Regions from separate parts of the Homo sapiens genome. Here region 2 is linked to region 1. A link is a loop called in an ENCODE intact Hi-C map of the cell type or tissue named here. Cell type or tissue: heart left ventricle. All regions are shown on one strand.

What was found. Peaks named below come from ENCODE experiments on the same cell type or tissue, not always from the same donor. Only the 100,000 strongest peaks of a DNase experiment are listed, where the experiment ranks them.
Region 2: a loop joins it to region 1, with 2.9 times the contacts of the local background. A loop is called at or near these places in 2 of 110 quality-filtered maps.

What each region holds. Positions count from the first base shown.
Region 1 is chr20:20,408,559-20,413,558 of GRCh38, reverse strand. RALGAPA2 (Ral GTPase activating protein catalytic subunit alpha 2) reads left to right here. Exons shown (of 40, transcript NM_020343.4): 38 at 1,411-1,532. Among named protein-coding and RNA genes, the nearest start is that of INSM1, 43 kb to the right of the region's middle. RefSeq lists an enhancer at 2,348-2,982. In heart left ventricle, no CTCF peak of the experiment used is centred here; a DNase peak (open chromatin) is centred at 2,678.
Region 2 is chr20:20,342,591-20,347,590 of GRCh38, reverse strand. All of the region lies in intron 26 of CFAP61 (cilia and flagella associated protein 61), which reads right to left. Among named protein-coding and RNA genes, the nearest start is that of INSM1, 23 kb to the left of the region's middle. In heart left ventricle, no CTCF peak of the experiment used is centred here; no DNase peak of the experiment used is centred here.

The sequences.
Region 1 (5,000 bases):
AAAGCAACTGAATTTTAGCTCTTTACTTTAATTAATTCAGATTTAAAATGAGATATCCACGTGTGGCTTGTGGCTACTGTATGGGATAGCACAGCCCTAGAATGCCTCTGGTCTCCTCACGGTATGAAAATTATCCTCTGAATATAACTGAAGGAGTAGGGAGAGGAAGAGCCTGCATTTAGAGATCGGTGTGCACACTTTGCCATAAGAAAGCAGAAAAGTATTTGACCATTTAAAAACACGTGCTGTCTTGAAGGCTGATTGAAAGGACATAATTGTCACCAACTTGTATTTTTAAAGAGGCCATTTTGAAAAGATAGTTTGAAAATGTAGTGAGAAATGCTAGAGTTACTTTTCCTCTTCTGGAGCTGCCAATAATAAACTGATGGTGATCCGCATTCCCTGTGTTCCCGGAGAATTAGCATGATTTTCAAAACGACTGAAACATGTCTTTTAACTTTTGCATTGATAATGAGGAAGGGGAAAATGAGACGTCATGCGGACTTCCCCAAGTGTTAATTCATAACGTCGTATGTGCAGTGCCTCCATCCATTGTGGGATTGTTCTGACGTTATCCTGTTATTGGAAGTGCATGATTCACCTTCTAAGGAAACAGAAGCCACACACAAAAGGGGAAGATTTGCTTTCTGCCCTGTGAAAGCCTGCCACACGCAGGGGTCCTATTAAGACAGCTGGAAAGTTGCTTCAGTGTGTTACGCTTGTAAGTTTTATTGGTGACTGGTTTTTGATTACACATTTGAATGCTGTGTGTTCCAGACTGCAGTTTTAATTAAAAGGCAGTAGTCTTTTTTTTTTAAATTGCACTGTGCACTCTTGGTAGATTCTCTCACATAGTAGTTCTTATTTTCCAATGTTCACAGCTTGTCTTGGTTAGAGGCTCTGATGCCCCCTCAGAATCTATCTTCCTAGCCTTCTCTCTTCCCAGTAACTTGCATCTTCTTATTTTTAAGAAGCGTCTGCACTGTCGTATCACCAAGTTGCTTGAAGTATCAACTCATATGTCAGTAGGCTAAGAATGTTTTATCCACTGAAATAGGATGTAAAAGATCTACCACTGTCAGTGGAAAGAGATGCTATTGCAATCAGTATCTCCTGTTTTTGTTTAAATCGACCCTAATGATCTTATGATGTTATTCTGTAACTGTTGCTTTACATGTTTTTTAGTGTTATTAGTATTTAATGCAATTAAAGTCTAAGAGAAACTTAGGTCTCAAAACCAGAATTTGGGTATGAATTATGACTAATACTTAATTTTCTGCAAGATGGTAAAGAACCTGCAGGATACTTTTTTACACAGAAAAAATTGCACAACGGTATTAAAAGTGAATTCTGTCACTGCTCTGCATGCCACTTTGCACGTGCACTTGTTTCCTTAACCGATTACCGCAGCTATGAAGAGCGAGCTCTGTATCTCGAAGCAATAATTCAGAACCACCGCGAAGTAATGACATTCGAGGATTTCGCAGCCCAAGTCTTTTCTCCCTCTCCCAGCTACTCCCTCAGCGGAACGGGTGAGTGTCTACATTATTCTTCTCTCACGCGCTTAAGACGCATTCGAGCAGCAGATGTACACCTGTTTTTCACAGATAAATGCTTTGCAAATTTAAGAAGAGCATTCTCCCTCTGAATCAACTAATGAATATCAAAAGGAATGATGACATTCATTTTAATTTGTTTTGTATTCGAGCTGTTCACTCAGTTCCTTTCTTCAGCTATCCTGTTAACCTTCAAATCTAGCAAGGTTAATGAACTTTTTCTCAGTAATGTGCTCCGGTTCATTCAGGAGTGTGGGTTTCTTGCTGAGCTGGGAATATGCTGTTTAAAAGCGATGCCCGAATCAGTGCTTACTTATCAAAAAAGAGTTCCTCACAGTGGAAGCCGTTGCTACTAATGCTAAATGGGGATTATGCTGCCGAGATTCGAAGGTCAGGGATTAATGCAGGAGACATGGAAGGACAGTGTCCCGGGGTCCATCATTACAGCAGTGCAGTGTGCGTGTCTCTCTGGAGTGGTTTGTGTCATGTGGACAAGCCGCCGACCGGAGCAGCACCTGGTGTGGAACCCGTTTAGAAACTAGCTTACAATAATTTTCATTTATTAGGGCCAGTGGAAAATTGTGAAAGTTTCCATAGATTTCCTTGTTTTTAGGTTTTTATTCTTTTTATATTTCCAGTTTGGGGGGAAAAATACATGTATTGCCACTTAAACAGATTATGTGATTACTGTGTGTTTCTTTCAAATAATAGAATTATTACTTGTAAATTTCTGCATATAATTACAGATTAATTGCCTTTCAGAGAATAAATGGGATATTTAGCCAATGCATGTTGAGATTCTCAGTGAGGAGCTTCCTTCTTCTTCCACTGCTTTAAATGAAACTGTTAGAGTGCTTAATAGATTTCTAACCTGTGTCAATTGTCTCTGAACACTGCCTTACTTCTCCTATTCTGACTTGTTAACAAATATCTTATACACAAAGTGAAAAAAAATTAAATCCAGTGAAATAAATCACTTACAAATAAAATCAGCCATGCATCATTGTTTAACATCGCTGGCCTCAATCCTTGCCTCTCAGAGCTTTGTTGGGAGATAAGAGGGAGAGGCACGCACTTGCGCAGGGAGCCAGGAGCAGCAGGCAGAAGGCTTGGGAGATAAGCAGGCTGGCAGAGGTGCAGGAGCAGCGTGATTTGCATAATCACGCCTCTGCTTCCTGGTGAGGCGTCAAGGAACACTGGGATGGCCTCTATTGATCTTTGTTGAACTGGAATACTAAGCAACATGAGAAAAGCTTATAACTTAAAGCTTTGATTAATGTTTCTTACATTAAAAAAGTGGAACAGCTGTGAATTGAATTCTTTTATACACTCTGCCAACATTCTATCTAAGACAAAAACAAATTCGTTTCAAGGGAAATGAAGATTTCATACTCGGTCTGGCTAGAGATTTTAAATCGTTTCTAATTTTTCAGTGAAAGAACATGAGGGATCTGTAGCAAAGCTAATTTTAAAAAGATCTCATTCAGCTTTTTCCCACCCTCATGAGATTATTCCCCTCTTCGTGAGGACTTGATTTTTCAGTGCAGGTTGTTTTTTGTTTTTTGTTTGTTTGTTTAACTCTTGAGAAAGCTTTTTACTTCTTAAAATTAAACACGTAAATAATAACTAGATGTTTTCATTCCTTAACTGTTACATTCTTAAGATTATTAAGATATTATCAAAATGAATAATGATGGACTTTGTTTTCTATGTATATTTTAGCCTCTGTATAAACTAATTTGATCTTTTCCAAACATCCATAATTATTTAAACCAATAGAAATGAGTGAGATTCTAGGAGCAATTTGAGTTTTTAAGAACTCTACTTGGAGAGGATTGTCAATAGGCTTCTTCAAGAACGTCATATTTTTGAAAATTGCTTAGCAGAATGAAGATTCTGACAGCATGTGAGGGTGGGCATTGGAACTCTTCTAAAAGGAACGTGAAACCAAACATGGAATATCAAGACAAATGCTACTCCCTCCGCTTTTCAAATTATTAACATCAGTATTACATTTCATAGTGTTCATGGTTTAAGGAATTCAGTGTTGAGTGGGAAACATTTTTATACGTCTATCATGCCTATCCTTAAGTGTGATTTTTAAGTCTAGGCATAATGTTCTGTTTTAATTCTTTGCATATCTTCTCATAACGCTGAGTAGGAATGAACTAGATATAATCTTGATTTGAACTGAAATGTGGGGCAGTACAATGAGGACAGAGCATTTCAGCACCATAGACAAGCACGTTTTCGGAAGCATCTTCTAGCTTACATACTGGCTTCGCTTTTGAGGAATCCCTGTCCACTATCTGTTACTACTTCTACAGATGAAAACATTTGTCATTTGTTTACACTGTTATGTTCTTGGGACAAGGGCGATCAAACCCAGATGAGCCAGCCAGCTTAAACTAAGAAATTGAGGTGAAGTCTGTTCTTCCAAGCAACAAGCCAACTGGAAAAATTGACCCTGAGCGGCTTAAGCTCCCACAGTGCACTTAGGACCCAATCAGACCATCTCTGGCCCTCAGTGTCATCAAAGCAGGGCCTTGGGCTTGGGCTCACATGCGTATGCACAATCTGAGGAATTAGGGGCTCCTAGGTTTTCTTTGTATCCTCACCACCAGGACTTTATTATTAATGAAGAGGGAGCATCACCTGAACACTGCATTCATTCTGCACTGTATTGGTAGCAGCAAGCCAGAAAGCAGCATGCAGCCCCCACTTCTAGAGGGAAAGCCCCAAAATCAGCCTTTAAGTCTGAAGTAAAAGTGGGAGATGCACTCGGTGGGAATGGCCTGTGCCTGAAGCTTCCACTGTTGGAAAATGCCCTCTGCTTCTGACTCTCCCCATCCAGGTGCTGTTACCCATCCGCCCAACAAGCCCTGCGGGGGTGGGTTGGCCAGGTGAACAGGCTTGCGTTCAGGATGCGCCGTCAACCACACATGGTGGTGTAGCTGCTAATATATGAGCGCTCGGCATTTTTCAAAGAGCTTTCAAAACAAAATCTATTTTCCTAATGAGAAAATATTTTTAAAGACCATCGTATCTACCTTGTATCTATTCCATCCATTACTTGTATTGATAACACCTGACATGTAAAGATATTTCAACTACTTTTTTACCTAGCACTATAGTTTACCTTCCTTTTTTGACCAGCATTAAATAATCTAAAATGTAGCCAGTATTAAAATATTGGTTGCAATTAACATATATATGTTTTATGTATAAATACATTTATATACACATATACATTTCTCTCTCACACACACACACATATTGGGGTGGGGGACTAAATTTGTGCTTTCAATCATATCACCAAGAAAGAGGGACCGGCAGAGAGGCCTTGAAAGGGTTAACTGGAATGGGCACCCTCGACTGCTGGGAGGGACTGATGTAATCACTGCAGCTCACAGCCAAGTGCATCTGTTCACCATGAGGTCATTC
Region 2 (5,000 bases), 66 kb after region 1:
ATTATTCATGGCATTTTCTCATAATCCTTTTTTATTTCCATAAGGTCGATAGTAATGTCCCCACTTGTATTTCTAACTTTAGTAATTTGAGTCTTTTTTCTTAGGCAGTCTAGCTAAAGGTTTATCAATTTGGTTGATCTTTCCAAAGAACTAACTTTTGGTTTTATTGATTTTCTCTATTTTCTTATTCTCTATTTCATTTATCTTTGTTCTAATCCTTATTATTTTCTTCTGCTGGCATTAGGCTTACTTTGGTTTTCTTTTTCTAGTTCCTCAAGTTATAAAATTAGGTTACTGATTTGAGTTCTTTTTATGTAGGCACTTATAGCTTTAAATTCTGCTTTCTTTGGATCTCATAAATGTTGGTATGTTGTATCTTAGTTTTCATTCATCTATTAGCATTTCTAATATCCCTTTTTTATTTCTTTTTTGACCCACTGGTTGCTTAAGAATGTGTTATTTAACTTCCACAAATTTGTGAATTTTTCCAATCTTCCTTCTGTTACTGATTTCCAGCTTCATTCTGTTGTGGTTGGAGAATATAATAATTTTAATCTGTTAAAATGTATTGACACTTGTTTTGTGGCCTAACATATGGCCTATCCTGGAGAATGTTCCGTGTGCACTTGAGAAGAATGTGCATTCTACTGTTGAACAGAGAATTTCATCCACGACTGTTGGGTCCACTTGGCTTATAGTGCTATTGAAGTCATCTATTTCCTTATTGATTTTCTGTCTGGTTGTTCTAGTCATTATTGAAAGTAAAATACAGAAGTCTGCATTATTGTTTTAGAACTATTTCTTCTTTCAATTCTGCTTTTATTAATATATTTTGGGGTTCTTTTGTTAAGTGAGTATATGGTTATAATTGTTATATCTTTCGTAAAGGATTTTGAAGGATCATTTTGACTGAATAAAATTTCACCTTGGTCAGTGATGCTGTGGCTTTGCCTGCAGCTAAATAATGCAGTGCCAGTGTTCCTCTCTTTACCTCCACAAGGGCATTTCAGATATCTTGGAATGAGTTTGCTTTTTAAAAATAAATGTTATGAAGATTTTTTTTTTTTTTTTTGAGACGGAGTTTTGCTCTTGTCGCCCAGGCTGGAGTGCAATGGCATGGTCTGGGCTCACTGCAACCTCTACCTCCCAGGTTCAAGCAAATCTCCTACCTCAGCCTCCCGGGTAGCTGGGACTACAGCCGCCCACCACCATGCCCAGCTAGTTTTTTGTATTTTTAGTAGAGACAGGGTTTCACCATGTTGGCCAGACTGGTCTCGAACTCCTGACCTCGGGCGATCCACCTGCCTCGGCCTCCCAAAGTGCTGGGATTACAGGCATAAGCCACAGAGTTTTGCTCTTGTCTCCCAGGCTGGACTAAAGTGGCACAATCGGCCGGGCGCGGTGGCTCACACCTGTAATCCCAGCACTTTGGGAGGCCGAGGCGGGTGGATCATGAGGTCAGGAGATCGAGACCATCCTGGCTAACAAGGTGAAACCCCGTCTCTACTAAAAATACAAAAAATTAGCCGGGCGCGGTGGCGGGCGCCTGTAGTCCCAGCTACTCGGGAGGCTGAGGCAGGAGAATGGCGTGAACCCGGGAAGTGGAGCTTGCAGTGAGCCGAGATTGCGCCACTGCAGTCCGCAGTCCGGCCTGGGCGACAGAGCGAGACTCCGTCTCAAAAAAAAAAAAAAAAAAAAAAAAAAAAAGTGGCACAATCTCAGCTAAATACAACCTCTGCCTCCTGAGTTCAAGAGATTCTCCTGCCTCAGCCTCCTGAGTAGCTGGGATTACAGGCACTTGCCATCATGCCTGGCTAATTTTTTGTATTTTTAGCAGAGATTGGGTTTCACCATGTTGGCCAGGCTAGTCTCGAACTCCTGACCTCAGGTGATCTGCCTGCCTTGTCCTCCCAGAGTGCTGGGATTACAAGCATGAGCCACTGCACCCGGCCCATGTTATAATGATTCTAATCTTCATAACAGATGACTTCTAACAATATTCATAGATAATAGATAGATAATGGTCTTTTCTTCCTTTCTTTACATGTGGAAGAAGAAAATTGATATACCAAGCTCTAGGATATGATAGTTAATGGGATTGAACTTGTATACTTCCCTGAAGACAAGGTAGAAGGTGAAATAAAATGGTTTACATCATTTGAATATTTTAAAAAAATTAATTTTAATTATTATGAGTACATAATAGTTGTGTATATTTATGGAGTACATGTGATATTTTGATACAGGCATACAATGTGTAATGATCAAATCAGGGTAAATGGAGTATCCATCACCTCAAGCATTTATCATTTTTTTGTGTTAGAAATATTCCAATTCCACTCTTTTAGTTATCTTAGAATATAAAATAAATTAGTGTTAACTATAGTCACCCTATTGTGCTACCAAATACTAGATCTTATTCATCCTATCTAACTGTATTTTTGTACCCATTAATCATCCCCACTTTATCCACCCACTTCTTGCCACCCTTCACAGCCTCTGGTATCCATCATTCTACTATCTCCAAGAGTTAAATTTTATTTTTTTTAAGCTCCCACACATGTGTGAGAATATACAATATTTGTCTTTCTGTGTCTGGGATATTTTACTTAACATAATGTCCTCTAGTTCCATCCATGTTGTTGCAAATGACAGGATTTCCTTATTTTTATGGCTAGGTACTATTCCATTGTGTATATAGACCACATTTTTTTTTTATCCATTCACTTGTTGGATGCTTAGGTTAATCCCCTATCTCGGCTATTGTGAGTAGTGCTGCAATAAACATGAGTGTGTAGGTATCCCTTCGATATACTGATTTCCTTTCTTTTGGATATATACCCAGCAGTGGGACTGGTGGGTCATATGGCAGCTTTATTTTTAGCTTGCTGAGGAAACTCCAGACTGTTCTCTACAGTGGCTATACTAATTTTCACTCCCACCAACAGTATGTGAGGGTTCCCCTTTCTCCACATCCTCGCCAGCATTTGTTACTGCCTGTCTTTTGGATAAAAGCCATTGTCACTGGGGTGAGATGATGTTTCACTGCAGTTTTGAGTTTTATTTCTCTGACGATTAGTGATGTTAAGCATTTTTCATATACCTGTTGGCCATTTGTACCTCATTTCAATATTTGAGAAAATAAATTATGATTATTCTTTAGTGCAGGCTATTCATTTTATTTTATTTTCCTAATACCAGACTCTTTGGTGAAATTCCTGTATATCTGATTGTGTGGCTGTCGTTTCCACAGCAGCCCTTCTCCACTGTCACCTCCACTGCTGCTCGTGGTGGTCAGCACTCACTGGGCCACTCTTCTGTGCCATCGCACACTTCCCCTCTGCTACTCCCCCACAGCTCTCTGAGGTGGGACGGCTGGCCACGGTTCTGCAGGAATGGGAGGGTCTGGCAGAGGCCACATTGCATAGTCCAGCTGAGCTAGGCAGACACCACTCTATGCATCACCACTTCCTGTGGCCTTTCCCATTTGACAAACGAAATGCTGCAAATAGAAAAATCCTCCAGTGGAGATTTTTTTCTTCCGGAGGTTTCATTTTCTGGAAATCTACAAGACCCACAAGAATGGCTGGAGGGCCTTTAGTGTGTCTTGGGCAAAGGTCCGTGGCCACTTCTGGTCTGCTGCCTGGGCCTGCTGTCCACACTGAGTTCATAAATGGGTCCACAGCAAATATCCGTACACAGGTAGAAGTTTGAGGGTATCTCAGTGAGTTGTATGAAACGTGGTGGATGCCTTGGGCTTGACAGTTTCCATGGCTTCCCTTTTAAGCTTTAAGACTAAAACCCCCTGGCTTTGTGCACAATGTTAACTGAAGAGCTCAGATCTGGGGTTAAGAAAGACGGAGGCACAGAGTTTTGATGGGATCACTTGGAAACGAAGGGCCCTTTACTGTAGGGGCAGTAGGAAGCTGCGGATGACATTCTGCAAGGAAGGAAGGTGTCTGAGGAGCTGAGCATTCAGTGAGCCCCAGCCTTACAACTCGGGTTCAGGTTTCCAGTTAGGTTGGCCTCCTGCAGCCCTGGGTTAAGTGTAGGGCTCTGTTTGGCCTGCAGCATCTTTAGTGGATTCCATTGCCACATGCACGCCTTCAGCAGCCTCTGACTTGGGCATTCAGCCACCCAGCCCTCCACTTCCCTCAGCTGCATTTACTTGCTGGATCCTAAGCCACTGCTGTTTGGTTTTAACTTTAAACCTCTGTTTCCCAATCTAAGCCTGCTTCAGATTAGGAAATGATTTACAGTTCCCAGCTGGACCCTGGGAGTGAAACTGAAAAGTGGGGGCACTGAGGAGAAGGTCCCAGGACACGCACTTCGGCCCTGTATGGTTCAGTAACCATGTTCCCAGCTTTGGGGTGAGACACCCCGGAGTGTGAAGCTTGCTGTGTTACCATGGAGCTGATTTAAAATCTCTAAGCTGGTCGGGCGCGATGGCTCACGCCTGTAATCCCAGCATTTTGGGAGGCCGAGGCGGGCGGATCACCTGAGGTCAGGAGTTCAAGACCAGCCTGGCCAATATGGTGCCCTGTCTCTCCAAAAATACAAAAATTAGCTGGGTGTGGTGGCGGGTGCCTGTAATCCCAGCTACTCGGGAGGCTGAGGCAGGAGAATCGCTTGAACCTGAGAGGCAGAGGTTGGAGTGAGCTGAGATCACGCCATTGCACTCCAGCCTGCACAACAGAGGGGGACTCCATCTCAAAAAAAAAACAAAAACAGAAACAAAAAACTCCAAAAACCCCTCTAAACTTCAGTTTCTTCACTGGGAAAGTCAAGATGATAACAGTGGCTTCTCCACTCTCCTTAAATCACAGCAAGAGCTGTGATTAAGTGGGGCACGCACTGGGAACAGGGTGCGCGCTCCCTAGCAGTGCCGTCCAATAAGGCGCGTGGGGGCTCCCAGGAGGAAGTGACAATGGAGATGTGGGAGTTGCCTATGTAGACGGTAACACGAGGTAGAAGCTAACCCAGGCCCCGGCACTTGGCTG